Regions from separate parts of the Mus musculus genome. Here region 2 is linked to region 1. A link is a loop called in an ENCODE intact Hi-C map of the cell type or tissue named here. Cell type or tissue: heart. All regions are shown on one strand. Links, peaks and the distances in the headings refer to the core of each region. The heading gives the core; the rest is flanking DNA. Region 1 overlaps Mapkapk2 (MAP kinase-activated protein kinase 2). Region 2 holds the start of Dyrk3 (dual-specificity tyrosine-(Y)-phosphorylation regulated kinase 3).

Region 1 (8,329 bases), core at 166-8,165:
GCTGGAGTGAGTGAGGCAGTGGCTGGGCAGGTCCAGTCTACTCTACTCCTTCCTGGAGTGGGGAAGGGTGACGACTGGGACCTCAGGCCTGCACCCTGGGAGAGTGAGCTGGTTCTCGGCTGGGGACTGAGCGCTTAGGAGAGGCCTGCAGAGGTGTGTGTCTAGGTGTCTGGGAGGAAGTGCTACTTACATGGGTTTCATATTCCAGTCCTGCCACAGCTGGCTGGAGAATCCTATGGAAAGATTACTCCATAATGGAGGACCTCATTTATAAAATAGGATGCTCCCTTCCAGAGGGTTGAGCCAGGTGAGATGACACATTGGAAATACTTAGACATTTAATTTGGAGAACTCCAACCATAAGCTATGCCTGCTACTTGAATGTTCACGAAAGAGGTTGCTGAGACTTGCCTACAGTGGCTCCAGGTCCTCCTTTCCTTTTACCCTGAAAAGCTTTGAGGCATCCATGTGGTACAAAAGAAGCATTTGTGGTCCAGAAAGAGGGACTGTGGCCTGGCTTAAGGGAGTGGTGAGTTGGTGCCCCACACAGGGCTTTCCTCCAGGCCCCCAGCTGCCTCCTGGGAATGTAGAGGTCTTGTTTAACAACACAGCAGCGCACTTGGTGCCTGAATTGGACTTGTGCATCACTCTTGGCACCAAGTCGGACTCGGCACATCCCCGCTCCAGCTGTCCCTTTTAAGTGGTGTGTAGAGGGAAACTCAAGGCTGCACCATATCCTGGGTCCCCACTGCCTGGTGTCTAGGGCTATGAATAACCCCTGAGGGAAGTGGGTGTGCCTGGGATTCCAGCTGCCCACCTCAGGGGAACTGATGTACAGGAATAGCAGCCGAGTAATAATAGCAGAACCCTGGTGTGGTGCCTGTCGTGTGCCAAGCTGGTCTTGCTAGTGTGCATTCTTGTCCTTGTTACATGTGTTTAATAGGCTGCCCCCTCAGGCCTGTCATGGGCCTGTTCAGCACATGAGAAGATGGGAGGCACCAGGGGTTAGGATCCCCACTCTCAGTGGAGTTCAGAGCCCCCTCCCTCGTTTTCCAGTGTGTGAGGTCTCTGAGGTATAAAGTATGTGGGGGCAGCTTATTTGTTGCTCCTATTGTCCTCATGTCATGCCATAGGACCAGGCTCCTCTCTGTTCTTTCCTCTTTGGCTTTTGGGTTGACTTAGACTATCTTTTCAGGAGACCCCATGATGGAAGATCTCCTGGAGGGCAGGTAAGGGGGTCAAAGGTGTACAACCAGAGTCTAGGGCCCCTGTTTTTAATCCTGTGCACAATTCCCACACCTCCCTCACTGACCCTACCTAAAACTTCCTCCCTGGGTTGTGGGCTCCATGACCTGATCCTGAACCCTGCATGCCTTTCAGGCCTCCTTGGCCTGTGTACCTTAGTTTGGAACACACATCTTTCGACCTTTTCTGCAAGAGCATTTCAGAGACACCATATAGGGCTGAGTCAAGGCACAGAATTGGTTCGAGGCTTAGCATGGGTATCATGGATTTCAGTTCCTTCCAGGTACACCTTCTCTCAATGCTGTGGTTTTTTTCTTTGTAGGAAAGTCCATCCCCCAGAGCGAAGGTCCTGAGCCCTTTGTTCTCCAGTGTCCTCTCTGCACTGTGGGAATGAGACCTTTCCCATGTGACCCTCCTGGCTGCCCAGCTCTTCCTCAGCTGGGGTGTGCTAGCAGCTTCCTGTCACCTCTCTGCCTGGATGGCTCAGGCCACCTCTCTTGTCTGTCTTTACTTAGCCATGTACTTGAGATCCGTGCATTCTTGCTTTTTCTCTCCAGTGTTCTGTATGCTACACTTGTCTACAAGTGTCTGTGGCACCTCATGGCCCCGCTCTTTGATGTTAACCCGCCCGCCTGCCTGCTATGAAGGCCTTCCATAGCTTCAATTAGTATTCATAACCAGTGAAGGTCTGATAACACTGGGTATACAGGAGGCCCTATCTCAAACAAAACCCCACTAAAACCTCTATACGTATTGTAAAAATCAAGGCTTCTCATAGTTATCCCTAATCTGCCCAACCTAGCCAAGTTTCTAGAGGATAAAACCTAATGAAGTTCATCTCAGTTACTTGTTTTCCTGTAAAATTTTAGTTTTCTCTAAGGATTGAGATTTTCCTAGTCTTTATCCAGTTGACTTCACCTGGAGGAGAGAGGCCTGCCTGCAGCAAGTGCATGCACCCACCTGTCCCACTGTGGAGGTGCAGGGGGGACACAGTTTAGATAGTAAGGCAGTTGCCACACTCCAGAAATTTTCCCTGGAGGAGAGAGCTTGAAAATACATTTACTACTAGGTGAAGGAAGAGAGAGGAGGGATTTGATTAAAGAAATCAAACTTTATTTCACCTGTGGAGAGAAGGCATCAGTATGGAAAGTGTTGGTTTTAGCTTAAGAGAAGAGAACCTTATGTAGAGCTTCTTTGTTTTTGTTGCGTTTATAAGCTGGTCTCTCTATAGTCCAGGCTGGCCTTGGACTTGCTATATTGCCCAGGCTGGCAGAGAACTCCTCCTGCCGGGCCACAAGTGCTGGGAGTATGGGTGTGGCACTACTGGACATGTATTTGCCAGGAAGGATGACCCCACTTCAGCTGGAACTGTTGAGTATGCTGGCCCTAACACTCCTGTCTGTGAGGTGGAACCTGACCCTCCCAGTGCCATGGACGAACCCCGGCTGTGGATAGCAGTGATCCTAAGACAGCTGTGTTCTTGGATCCCAAACCCAGTGTGCAGTCTACGGATCAACTTTCCTCAGAACGCTTGCCTGCACTGTCTGTTGTCTTTACGATTTTGTCTACTTTGGCATCGTGGCCTGAACGTGGGGCCCAACAGCTCCCCAGGGTGTTCATCTCTGATATCTATCTCCTGCCCTCGGATGTGGAGGCAGAGTGAGGGTGTGGGTTCCCCCATGGGATTCTTTTTACTTTTGTTCTGTACTGTGGTGGAGAATGGAAGAGAGACTTGAATTATGAATCTTTCCAGTGCCTGCCTCCGGTGGGTATCTGTCCTGCTGCACTAGCCTGGCATTTCCGATTGTCAGTCTGTTTTGGTTTTGATGTTCAGTGCCATGCGTGGTCTACAGTAGAAGTTCAGTCACTACTTGATTATGTGCACATGGAATTGGCCAGTGTCTCTTTCTGTTCCTCCTACAACATGGGAAAATAAAAATGCACACCCCGTGACCCCCACCCCCCACCCCAACCCCATACAAGCTTGTGCCATGCTCTCATTTGACCACAAGGTGGCAGTGTGACACAAAGCACATGGGAGATAGCTGTCTTCTTTGTGGGTTTCTGCTTGAGAAGTTGCCTCTTTGAAGCCACTTTGAGAAGTTTCAGCCTCTGACAGTTTCTTAGACTCTGAGTGATAGGGTGGAAAGACTTGGAATTTGTCTGTCAGGCCTGATGCAGGCTGTGGCTGTCATCCTAGGAGTTTAGCCTTGGGCAGGCTACTCTCTGAAATGGGTCAACGTGACTATAGCCTGAAAGCACATTAGTGTTATTGGTGGGGATTCCGAGCTTGTCTCTGGCTGTCTGACCCCACTTCCCAGACCTCAGCTCTCTTCTTGGTCTCCCTGCTTGTCCACATTGGCCTCATTCTAGTCAGTGCCCAGTCTCCACCTTATCGAAGGCCCCCCGCGCCTGCCTGCTGCCTGCTTGTCCGTCTGCTCTCTGGCCTGTTTCCCTGCCAGCTCAGACTGCAGAATGTCCAGAGCTGTTGGAGAGTGTGATGTATGGGTAGATCTGTTCAGGTCTTTGTCTTACAGATTTTGGCTTCTGTGCCCTGCATTGAGCAGGCATTCTAGTAAAAATGATAGCTGTTCCTACTGAGCACAGTTTAACCCTCATAGCATAGCTGTGAGCAAAAGTGGCTACTCCACTGTACAAAGCAGAGGTCTGTTAGGATGCCTTTGGTTCTAACAATGGAATTCTCCTAAAAGAGTTTAAACAATCAGGAACATTTTCCATTTATTTATTTGTTTTGCTTTGGAAGCAGGGTCACACTCCCTGGTTTCATTGAGGAGCCACAGTCGGCCCTGAATCCCCACTTTCTTGCCTTGTCTCCTGGTTGTGCCTGGCAGGAAACAGGCTGCTTGGTGATGTCCCAGGGATCCTGGGAGCTGCTGTCTCTCACTGGCTTCTCACTGCTCTGTGGCCAGACCCTTTACTGGGACCATGGTGACAGCATGCTCCTAGCTGCCAGGTGCTGGAGACAGTGTTGGTCCTGTGCTCTTTCTGTGATTGTCTCTCAGTAAATTGCCATCAAAGTTCTTCTGGGCCATTTGGACATTAGGCTTGTTCTTAAGCTAGTCAGTAGCTAAAGGGCGGAAACAAGTAGCTGGCTTAGACTGACCAGAATCCGGCCTTTTAAGGCTGATGAGGGTCCAGCTTGACTTCATGCTCCTGGACACCCAGTCCCAGGAGCAAGAAGGGACATGAGTGTGGCTCAAGGCTGCAACTCTGGCAAGCAGCAGGGTCCCAATCAGCATCGGGCTGACTCCAGAGACCACCGGGCTGAGTCTGCTATAGGTTTGAAGTTTCTGTCCCTGAGGATTCTGGAGTCGCTCCCTTTCTTGTCCTTGAAGTGGTTCCTTTTGTTCTGACTCCGTGGGACACTGTCCTCCAATACTTAACTGCTGCCTCTCCTTCTGTAGACTTCATGCTCTTAGCTGATGGAATGAGAGTTGTCTCAGCTTCCTGTTCAGGCTCTGGAGAGTCAAGCTGAAGTGTTGTGTTGAGTGATTAGAGTCATCTTAGGGTCCTGGAAGGGGAGAGGTTGGGGAAGATGCTGTGAGAGTGACCTTGGGGGGGGGAGAGAGAAAGGAGAGAGAGAGAGAGAGAGAGAGAGAGAGAGAGAGAGAGAGAGAGAGAAAGAAAAAGAAAGAAAACATTTGTAGTGTTGGTGGGGCCAGCTGTTTCTCGTAGCCCTGTGTCACTCAGGAGGTGTTGGCCTTGCAGATGCTCCAGGACTGTCCGAAGGCGCGCAGAGAGGTGGAGCTGCACTGGAGGGCCTCCCAGTGCCCACACATTGTGCACATCGTGGATGTCTATGAGAACCTGTATGCCGGGAGGAAGTGCCTGCTGATTGTCATGGAGTGGTAAGTAGCCTGCAGGGTTCTGACCATCCTATCCCCATGCCATGATGAGGTGCCTCTGCCTCTGCAGACAGCCCACTATGGATCTTGAAGCTTGGGATATCAGCATCTGGCTTCCTTTGGGGGCAGTGGAATGCGTGGGGGTGGGGTGACATGCTGGTTGACAGATCTTTCACTGTACCTTTTTTTTTTTTTTTTTTTCCTTTCAGTCTCGATGGTGGAGAGCTCTTTAGTCGAATCCAGGACCGAGGAGACCAGGCATTCACAGAAAGAGGTAGAGAGGGTCTGCTGTGGCAGTGGCTTTGTGTGCACAGCAGTAGGCAACTGTAGGCTCTTTGAAGGGCCCTGTCACAGGAGTGGGGGAGGGTGTTGCCTTCTCAGGCTCACTGCTGGCCATGGGCCTCTCTCCCTTAGCCATGGCAGGGTCAGCTCCTAGCTCCTTTGTGTGTCTGATGAGTTGGTGGGTGTGGGAGACTGGGGCTGCGTCAGCAGGTTGGTGTCTGAGCTTTCAGACCTCCAGCTCGGGTTTTCTCTCTCGTCTGCAGAGGCGTCAGAGATCATGAAGAGCATCGGCGAGGCCATCCAGTACCTGCACTCGATCAACATTGCTCACCGGGATGTCAAGGTGACACCTGCTTATATAAACCCCATGCTCCCTGACTGCCTGGTCTGTCAGCGTAGGATGGGTCTGCAGCCCAGTCTGTGGCTTGTGGGGCTTGGGACAGGGGACCACAAACTTGGTAGTGAAGCTCAGTTTGGTTGCACTCAGCCTGTGGCTGCTCGTCAGCACCTCACCGTCCCACACATGGATTTCTGAGTCAACAGGAGTCCCCATGGCTCCACGCGGCAGTCTCTGTAGCAGGGAGCCGATGCCTTCACGCTGCCCGCTGCAGAGGGGCTGGATGGATGCAGTGGTTGAGCGGATGAACGGAAGGCACAGTCCTTCCCACTTGGGTTCCTCAGCATTTCCACAGGGATCTTATCCACTCATGTCTCTCTCCACAGCCTGAGAACCTCTTATATACTTCCAAAAGGCCCAATGCCATTTTGAAACTCACTGATTTTGGCTTTGCCAAGGAAACCACCAGTCACAACTCTTTGACCACTCCGTGTTATACACCATACTATGTGGGTGAGTTCAGGGGAGGCCCAAGGACTGAGTCTTTGCCTCGTTTTGCTCATCTCAGGAGACCATAGACCTAGGCATGCTGGGTCTTTATGTCCCTAGATGTACTAGATCTGACAGGGCCCCGCCATGAGTGGGCTGCCAGAGTTAAGCTGTGATTGAGTGCTATGAAAATGCTCTGCTGGGCTGAGGGCAGCACTTGGGATCTGTGTACTCTTCCTAAGGAGAGCCAGGGTTTCTCCGTGGAGTCTGGGATTCAGATTTTGCTCTAAAGTCCCAGCTGACTCCACGAATACACTCCCAGGACATGTTCCTGAAGCTAAGTGGGTGCCACATGTTTGTAGGTTCTCAGCGGCTCAGCAGTGATTGCACCCTAAGCTTGTAGCTGCAGAGTCCCTTCTGGGAGAGGGTCCTCTTCTTTCCCCGGCCCCCACTGTTGCCTCTCTTTCTTTATGAAGGGATGAAGGACTCTGAGGCAGGGGAGGTCTCAGCATTCAAAGAGCCAGGACAACCCACAGTGATCTTTGCTTTGCAGCTCCGGAAGTCCTGGGCCCGGAGAAGTATGACAAGTCCTGTGACATGTGGTCCTTGGGTGTCATCATGTATATTTTGTAAGTGGGCTGGTGTGTGGTGTGGGATGGCTGCTAGGCTGCAGTGCGTCAGGGAGCTGGGGACGCTTTACCACTGCAGGACAAGAGGAGGCTTTAGCATTTCCCCTTCGGATGGGGGCTCCCTGGGAATTCTGAGTTCCTGCTTCACTTGATGCTTGGTGGGTTCTGGTTGCTAAGTGGTGGTAGAAACTAGCTAATGGGCTAGCCGTCTAGGTGACATCCTTGGCACTTAGACTCCTGGGTCCTGCAGTCCCGATTTCTCTGGGACTATAACAAGCAGAGTCTGTTTCTTACCTGATTAGTGGTGCAGGGTTTCTAAATAACACCCGCTTTGCCCTTCTCTTCCTTAGGCTGTGTGGGTATCCCCCCTTCTATTCCAATCACGGCCTTGCCATCTCTCCGGGCATGAAGACTCGTATTCGAATGGGCCAGTATGAATTTCCTAACCCGGAGTGGTCAGAAGTATCAGAAGAAGGTAGGAACCGGCCTTCGGGGACAGGGGAAAGAGTGAGTGTGTGCGAGCGTACGCACGTGTAGGTATCAGTCTTTTTCACATGTGTGCTGGAACTGGGGACTTGGACCTGTTCCTATGCCTTCTAGGTGTGTTCTGCCTGTGGGAAGTGCCTGAGGCATGGTCAGAGCCATGTGTATGTGCAGGGCTTGTCCAGCATGCTGGTCCTTGGAGCCATTGCTCCTTGGGTATCTATCTTCATTCAGTCTCCTTTGAGCCTGATTCATGCAGGAGAGTGCAGGGAAAACTATAGATCCTGAGCTGTCCTTGTCCCCTGAGCTGTCTCGATCCCTGAGCTGTCTGTCTCAGTCCCCTGAACTGCCCTGTCCCTTGACCTGCTGTGTCCTCTGCCTCACCCCATAGTGAAGATGCTTATCCGGAATCTGCTAAAAACAGAGCCCACCCAGAGAATGACCATCACAGAATTCATGAACCACCCCTGGATCATGGTAAGCTTTGCAGGCTGGGGAGACCTGGGCGCAAGGGACTGTTGCTCAGTATGCTCGACTGTCACTTGATCCCACTTCTCTCTCCTCAGCAATCTACGAAGGTCCCTCAGACTCCACTGCACACCAGCCGTGTCCTGAAGGAGGACAAGGAACGATGGGAGGATGTCAAGGTGAGGGACCACTGAGGAAGAGAGCTGGGAAGGCAGTTCACAGGAAGTCCCCAGCAGGAGTGCTGGCCTGGCAGGAACAGTTTGGATCTGTGTTCTTCATCCCAGTGTTTCCATAGCAACCAAAAGGTGACTGGGAGCCATTGCCTTCACTGGCTTGTGGCAAAGGTTCTGGCCAGACTGCCGTCTGTTTCCTATGAGCCTTCCTCTCCCTGGGGCTCTCTAGTGGTCCTGAAATGGCATCAGGTGCTATCCCCTCAGTTTTCAGATGAGGGCATTAAAGCCCCAGACAGGGCTTTACTGGAGCAGGGCCTACAGGATGGCTGGCCCAGGACTCTTTCCCCTTTTGTGAGC
Region 2 (8,329 bases), core at 133-8,132, 79 kb before region 1:
GTGACATATTTCCTCCAATAAGGCCACTATGAGTCTATAGGGGCCATTCAAACCACCACAGATAGAGCACCCTGCTCTGCTACCTATGATAGCATTGGTGGTTATACAACTGTATGAAGCTGATACAACTCACAGAACTGTGACCTGTAGTGAACTTAGGGGCTTGGGATATACTTTAGTGGCAAGAGCATGCTTAGTGTTTAAAAGGCTCTGGAATGAATTCCACGAACTACAAAAAGAAGAAGAAAAAGAATAGTTAACTTTATTGCATATAAATCAAATCTTTAAAAGAAAACCACTGTAGGACACAGTGACCCATTCCTGTAATCTCCCAAGAAAGATTGTCTAAATTAGACCAGCCCTGTCTACAAAGTGAGACCCTGTCCCAATAGATATTAAATTAAAATGAATGACATTGGCTGGAGAGATGACAAGGTAGTTAAGAGCACTAGCTGCTCTTGGAGAGGACCCACATTCAACTCACCAACCATCTGTAACTTTAGTTTTCGGGAATCCAATGCCTTCCTCTGGCCTCTGTGGGCACCAGGCATTTGGTGCACATACATACATGTAGGCAAACACACACACAAACATACATAGAAAACCCCGAACTTCTTAAAATAAAGGGTTAATTCAAAGACTGTTGAAACACAGCAGAGAGCTCTGAAGTGACATCTCAGTCAGGTGAGATGCCCTCACAGGACCCCCAAGGACTGCAAGGGCAATGCCCTCAGATGTTGCCCTCAGCAGCCTCAGAAGCACAAAGTAGAGAAAGACTTTGAAGAGATTTGCATGCATGGCTTTGTTTACTATAAAAGCAAATAAGACTCACAGAACTACAACTTTGAATTGTATTATTAAAATATGATCAATTTGCACCAAAAGTACAAAGACAGTAGAAAATTTGAAATCAAACAAAACTTTAGATTCCCCAAACCTCTATAAAAAAAGGAAACATTTAAAAAAAATGAAATATTCACCTGCTAACAAAAACTATCTTTCATTTGAAAAGGAAGTGTGATTCAGAGGACAGAAACCTCAGAACCCAGAGAACAGCCAAAAATAATCATTCACAACCTTCAGCAGTCATCAGGGAGCTGGCCCTGCTGGGGTTCATGTAAACTGTGATCAGGAGTAAGTGTGTGCATCCAGTTCCTCCTCGTAGGGAGAGTCTTCAGGAGTTATACTATGCCTGTTCTCATTCTAGATGTCGGGCTTTTCAAGTCAAGAACTGTACTCAGGGGTAGAAAGATGGCTCAGCTGCTAAAAGCACTTTCCACACAAGCAAGCCTTACAATCTGAGTTCAATGCTCAGAACCCAAGGTGGAAAGGTGGAAAGAAAGAACTGAATTCCAATAGTTATCTTCTGGTGTTCACACTGATGCTCAGATATGCCCACATTCATAGACACAGACACACACACAGACACACACATACAGACACACACACATACCACACATATCACACACACCACACACAAACACATACCACACATATCACACACACCACACACACAAACATATACACTACAAACACACCACACGCATAAACACACATACCATACACACACAAACATACACATCACACACCACATACTACACACCACACACACTCACACATACCACACACCACACACACTCACACATACCACACACCACACACTCACACATACCACACACACACCACACACAGAGACATATACAGACACACATACCACACACACATTACACACACAAACATACATACCACACACAAACACACCACACACATAAACACACCACACACACAAAAACACATACCACACACATATACATACCACACACAAACACACCACACACACATAAACATACATACCACACACACAAAAACACACACACCACACACATTTTACAACCTTTAGGGCTGTAGATATCACACACACACACACACACACACACACACACACACACACACACATAAACTTTTGGGACAGGGGTTTGGGACTGGTAAAGACAACCTTAAGGGCTTAGGAGACACAAGACCAGGCTGACAAAGCTGGAAATATCAAGACTCACTCACTCACCAGTGAGTCTCTCAGGTTCTAAATGAATGACTTCTTTTAAACGTGCATTTCAGTTCTGTGATGCATGTATCATTGTATATGCATGTATCATGGTATATTCCACTACAGAGAAATTCATAGCAACACACTGATTTCAAACGGAAGCCAACCCCCCACTAGCTGCTTTATCAAAAAATTACAGCTGAGTTATTACAGGGGAATGTTTGTGTCCCTCCTGAAGGTGCTGTGGTCAAGTTCTGAATGCCCACTTGGTTCCTTTGCTTTCTGTACTGGAGATCTAAACCGGAGCCTCTTGCATGCTACACAGACATTGGTCTACTGAGCAATACTCCAGGTCCCTGTGTCTTTTCCTTATGATTTTGGGATAATTGCATTTAAAACACATATTGCAAGCTCTTTAGTTTTCCTGTTCACTAGAACTGGCTTCTAAAGACAGGCAGACATCTCAGGTGACTTGGCTAGTATGTGGTAGGATTCTTATTTTATATTTTCAGAAAGATAATGCTGATTTCCAACCACTCTTCATTTATTTAAAATCCGTTAATTTATTATTCAGTGACTTCATACACTATATCTTTGGAAAAAATTTTTGATTTATCTTATTCTTTTGAGCATATGTCGGTGCAGCACATGTGTGCCTGGTACTCTCAGATGTCCGATCCTCTTCCAGAGCTGCTAGTGCTCATGACCACTGAGCCATCTCTCCAGCCCCTATCCAATATATCCGATCACATCCAACCAAAGTCCCTCCCTCCTACTCCTCACTTCCTCAAAACTTTGTCCTTCCACCAGCATGTTCCCCCACCTTTTTTTACTTACTTTAATGTAACATTTATCAAATATATTTTGCATAGATTTCCATAGGTTGCACATATGTAAGCATATGGAACACTTTATACAGAGAAATCGTATTTTCTTTGTATTTCAATATCTGTTGAAGTACACTTAAATGAGTCTTTTCAAGAGCCGGAGGGTACAGGGCAATTGCTTAATGAGGGTGTGGTCGTTGTTACAAAACAGGGGTTCTTTGAAGAAATACTGAAAAGTACTTAGGTCACCAAGGTCAGATACTCAGGAGGTCCAGCACCCTCAAGGAGTTCTCCCTCCCTTACTAGGGAAATAACCTACTAAAGACAAAGGCAGCCTCTGTATCTACTCCCCTAACCCGCTGGAGGCAAGTAGAACAGGAAGGCTTTAGCTTGGCTCTAGAAGATGCGCCTTAAAGACAGAAGGGAAGACTTGCAGTGATTCGAAATGAGGTAATTAAACATGTCCAGGCAAGTCCCAACCAACCCTTCCGGTAGTAGTCTGGGGTGTTCACCTCTTAGAAGTCCTGAGAGCAGGATCAGTTAGTAGAATTTTGTAATCTTGGAGCGGGGGAGGTGCCTTTGTTGCCATGGAACTCTGTCTACAAACAAGAGTCAAAGAGCCCAATTTAAAAACAAAAACCCTAGGAAAGTAAGATTGCACTGGTTGTGGATGAAAGAGAGACAGAAAACTTCTAAAAGATCATCATTGAAGAAAACATTTTTACTTATATCACAGGCTAAGTCAACACTGAACAGATGAAAATAAAGTGTCCCAAATGGACAGATTCTTAGCTGCAAATAGAGTGTGGATCTTCTGAGAACAGGGACTGTGACTTTTACGAACCCCAAAAGGAGCCTCGGTTGGACATTTGAAGATTCGTGGAATTATGCTCTATGAAATAATTTCCAGTGTGCACCAGGTGGCGTGCGCCACCGATGCGTGGAAGAACCTTTGGTTTTTGTTTTGTTTTGTTCTCATAGATCCAATGGGCTCATCCTATGTGTATGAGTTTATGCCTGTGCACCACATACGTGCCTGCTACTCTCAGATGTCAGAAGAGGGCATTAAACACCCCGGGACTAGAGTTATGGATGGTTGTGAACTGCCACGACCGTGTTGGGAATCAAATCCGCTCTTGCAGAGGAGTTTTGCAGCCTTAGGAAATCTGATGGGCACCAAGCTCAACACAACCGCCACTTCTGTGGCTTAACAGCCTTTCTTTTCACTTCCATTTTAACTGTCGAAATAGACTTAACATGGACGGTACTTCTCAGAAAGAGTGAGGTACGCTTTCACATATTAAAGATGCGCAGAGCTCTCCAAGCGGTCTGCTGAGCAGGCAGGCTGTGCTGCTGATACTCCCATGTTTGGTTTCACGGCTAGGTGAATACGAAGAAGCGTAGGTTCCAAGCCAGTTTCCTCTTTTGCAAAAAGAACTGCGAGCACACCACCCAGGAACAGCACGCCCCTCGCTCCGCCTCCTCCCCGCTCCCTCCAAGGCGGCGTTGCGCAGGCGCGGCAGGGCGTGCGCGGTTGCTAAGCGACGCGGCCGCTCCCGCGTGGTCTCCCTGCGGACCGCGCGAGCCCAGTGCCCAGCCTCGTCTTGTAGCGAAGCCAGCAGGTGCGGTGCTGGAGGCGACCCACCGGGCCAACCGCCGCCTCTGTGTCCGCGGGGCGAGCTCGCGATGGGAGGCGCAGCCCGCGATCGCGGGAGGAAGGACGCGGCGCTGCCGGGGGCCGGGCTCCCGCCGCAGCAGCGGAGGTAACGGCGCCCGGGTAGGAGCGGGAGGACTCCTTGCGGGTCTGGGCTGCCTGTCCATCAGCGCGGTGAGCGGGAAGGGCGGGGGAGGGCGGGCGGGACGGCGCGGCCTCCGGAGAGCTGGGTCTGGGACCTGCGCGCAAGACCTGCGCCCTGTTGCTCCGAGAGTCTGCCCAGCCCGCCCTGGCCCTGGGGTGGAGCAGCAGAGACCCGGGACCTTGTTCCCCATGTGCCGCTTTTGGGGGGGGGTCCCTTTCCCCCTCCGCATCGGGCCCTGGCTAAAGGAACCCAATCCGCTCGTTCGCGTCTGGCTGTTACTCTGCAGATGCGGTGCTGGTGTGTTTCATCGTGCAGTATGGCAGAGGCCGGACCTGTCTAGAAAATTGCCTGTTATCAAAACATTGTCTGAACCTCAATATATTTTTTAGAAGATATTTTAATTTCTTGTGGGATGTTTTTAAAGCCCTCCTTTATTCCTTTAACACTTGTGTTAAACTCTATAAGTATTTTTTTTTAATAAGACAGATCTCAAAAGTGACTGAAAAGATATTTTTTTTAAAGACAATGAAAAATGTTACCTAGTCATGGTTGTGTTAGTAGTATATAATCTGAGATGGTAACATGAACCGGTGACCAGAGTGACCCGCAAATCCGTAGTCTTGGGAGCAGATAAAATGCATTATTCAAGGCCATCTTGTGGCTTTAGTAAATCCTGCCCATTGTTTGTGTGCCTTCACTGTGGAGGACCCACAGTGTAAAGACAGAACCATTCTGTAGTCCTTTAGCATTTTAAATATCTCCATATGCCAGGAAATGAAGTGGGAACAGAAGAGAGATTTGGTACATCGTGTAACTTAAAGCAAAGCATCGGGTGGGTTCCTGTTGGCTGCCTTTTTTCACTAGTTAGCTTAGCTGTAAATGGGTGCATAAAATAATGAAGAGAAGACAGCTGTTCTGCTAGTCTTCTCTTCTTGTAGTCTGAGAGTGTAGACGTCCTTTTCTTCCCATTTACCTGTGAGGCTGTTCAGAGGGGGAAGGTAGCACAGCCAGGGGCTGAAACTAGAATAGAGGTGTTAGACTTGCATTCTAAAACAAACCTCTATGTTATGTTTATTTCTTTCTGCTTTTAGGTTTCTTATTCAGTTCAAGTTAATTGGTAGTCCCTCATTTTTTGAACAGCATTCGATTACTTATTATTTGTTAGTTAGAGACAGGGTCTCTTTATTATGTAGCTTTGGCTGTCCTGGAAGTCACTCTGTAGACCAAGCTGGCCTCAAACTCAGCAGAGATCCACCTGCCTCTGCCTCCTGAGAGAGGGATTAAAGGAGTGTGTCACCACACCAGTCTGTTGTAACTAATGTAAAATTGAATCCAGAGATTTTTTTTTTCCATTCTTTACAAAGAAAAAGGAAACAGATGTGTTGGTGCAGAGGTGGAGGCAGGTGGATCAGTTTGCGTTCGAGGCCAGTCTGCTCTACACAGCAAGTTCCAGAACAGCCAGGACTATGTAAGAAACCCTGTCTCAAAAAAACAAAAAAAAAATTACAGGGAAGAGAAAGGTTAGAGTCCTTCTCTCCCACTGCCGACTGCCCGGCTTGTTTTTGTGCAGTGTCAGAAAGGGTAAGAAGCGCTTAAATCCTGGGGTGTTTTGAAAATGCAAGCTCATTTTGTTTAGTTACTGACCGGTTTTATCTGTAACCGTTTCTCCTAGGTTGGGGGATGGTGTCTATGATACTTTCATGATGATAGATGAAACCAAGGGCCCACCCTATTCGGACACATTCAGCAACCCCTCTGAAGCACCTGTCTCCAGAAGGCTAAATGTAAGTAGGAAAGGAAAGAAAGTTGCTTGGGGGAAGAGGAAGTGCTCCTTAATGCTCTTGGCAACGCGGGAGTTCCATTTGTTATTTGTGGGTTGGCTGCTTTTGTTTTGAGGTTTTTGGTTGGGGAGTGTGTGTGGTTCTTTTGCTTTTTGAAAGATTATTGTTTTGACACAGAGTTGCTTAGTGTGTGTAGTCCTGGCTGACCTGGAACTCTGTGTAGACCAGGCTGGATTCAAAGTCAGAGGTGTACCTGCCTCTGTCTCCAGAGTACTGGGATTAAATGGGTATATTACCATACTCATATTACCATGCTTGGTTTGCTTTTGATTTCTCCTGACTTGGGGAAAACAGTTTCTGTGGTTTGAGGTCGGCTTTTTTTGGAACAGTTTGGATTTGAAGTCCACCCTTTCCTTATTCCTTCTGCTGGGGTAGGCATGGCACTTGGGGTCGCGGAAGGAACTCTTGTTTAAGCGGTGTTTCTTTTTTATGGTAGGTGACATACATAGAGCATGACAAAGGCTTCTTTTAACAGAAGTAACAAGGAAAATAGTGTCAGAATTCACAATCAGCTCAGTTTTTCCCGTTTAGTCCTGGCAGATCAGTATATGAAAGACAGTTTAAAAAAAAAAAAAAACCCAAAAAACAAAAGAACAAAACTTCATAAATTAAGTTGAAACAGTAAGCCTGGGTTTCTCTGTGTTGCCCTGGCTGTCCTGGAACCCGCTCTGTAGGGGTCAAAGGCGTGCACCACCGGGGGCCACTCGTCCAGCTTGGGCTTTGGTACATTCTGATCCTTTATGAGCCCCAGACCCTTAGCTTTCGGTGCCCTTTTGTTTAAGGTAAGAATGAGATGAACTCACAGTCCACAGGCACAGGCAGAGGAGCAGAGCAGGGTTTGGACAAGTTCCAAGGCAAGGAGTCACGGTCTGTGACTTGAAACTGTGCTACAATGTGTCATCTGCTGAAGTGTCTGACTTCCTGAGCTGGCACGGCTATGTACTTTTCCCTTCCGAGGTTCCTCTTAAAACCCACCTTTGTTGCTTTGTTCCTTCCTTGCTTTACTCTGTAATTTTGCTTTAAAAATAGTAACATTTTATTTGTGCATGTTTTGTGGTGTGTGTGTGACCAGACTTAGTGGCAAGCACCTTTATCTGCTGAGCCATCTTGTTAGCCTTGTCATTGTTTCTAGTTCTTCCCTAGGTCTTACCACTCTCAGGGTTAATAATATTACAAGCTTGGTCTAAATACGTTTGGAAGTCTGGTCACCCCATTTTTAATCTCTTCTGGGGTACAGTGGGGCTTCTTTCCATTCCTGTCAGTTGATTTCTGTGGTCTCTGAACACCTCTGAGAAATCCAGAGCCACCTCTGTGGTGGCCATCGAATTTCCTGGCTCCCTGCAGTTGGGCATCAGGCACAAACCTCATTTAACTTTAGGTTAGAGTTGATCCGTGTTGATCTCTATCCTAAACTTCTCTCAAATTATATTTCAGGATCAAGTGAATTTCTTACTGCATGTTGTTGACTCTGACAGTTATGGAGAAGCCCTAAGATTTTAGATTCTAATCCAACATGTCATTGCAAGGGCTTTTCTTTAACCTCCCTATCCACTTTTATTGTGTGTGTGATATTGATGTACGCTCTTCTGTCTTATTTGGTTTCTTGATCAAGAGCTTTCACACATGACCAGCCTTGCTAGCCAGCTTGCTCTGTTTTTGCCTTCTGAAGCTGGAATTAGAGGCAGATTCCATGCCCACCCAGTGCTGACAGGACGGGTCCTCATGCAAACACTTTAACCCCTGCCCTGTCTCCCCAGCCTCTGTTATTGGCAGACTTGGCTGGGAGAGTGCTTTTCAATCCCGTGGGAGCACTTACAA

The links. Peaks named below come from ENCODE experiments on the same cell type or tissue, not always from the same donor. Only the 100,000 strongest peaks of a DNase experiment are listed, where the experiment ranks them.
Region 2: it touches region 1 in a loop (2.4-fold over the local background); 1 of 42 quality-filtered maps calls a loop at or near these places.

What each region holds. Positions count from the first base shown.
Region 1 is chr1:131,055,408-131,063,736 of GRCm38, reverse strand. It overlaps Mapkapk2 (MAP kinase-activated protein kinase 2), which reads left to right. Exons shown (of 10, transcript NM_008551.2): 2 at 4,975-5,114; 3 at 5,321-5,385; 4 at 5,657-5,736; 5 at 6,117-6,243; 6 at 6,773-6,848; 7 at 7,199-7,323; 8 at 7,723-7,808; 9 at 7,898-7,978. Among named protein-coding and RNA genes, the nearest start is that of Mapkapk2, 38 kb to the left of the region's middle. In heart, for the core only: CTCF peaks have their summits at 3,040 and 3,262 (motif pointing right); DNase peaks (open chromatin) are centred at 746, 1,670, 3,246, 4,126 and 1 weaker place; H3K4me3 peaks cover 596 bases; H3K27ac peaks cover 3,274 bases.
Region 2 is chr1:131,134,385-131,142,713 of GRCm38, reverse strand. Dyrk3 (dual-specificity tyrosine-(Y)-phosphorylation regulated kinase 3) reads left to right here and starts at 4,480. Exons shown (of 3, transcript NM_145508.2): 1 at 4,480-4,634; 2 at 6,343-6,454. The coding sequence starts at 4,558. In heart, for the core only: a CTCF peak has its summit at 3,800 (motif pointing right); a DNase peak (open chromatin) is centred at 4,383; H3K4me3 peaks cover 2,005 bases; H3K27ac peaks cover 1,992 bases.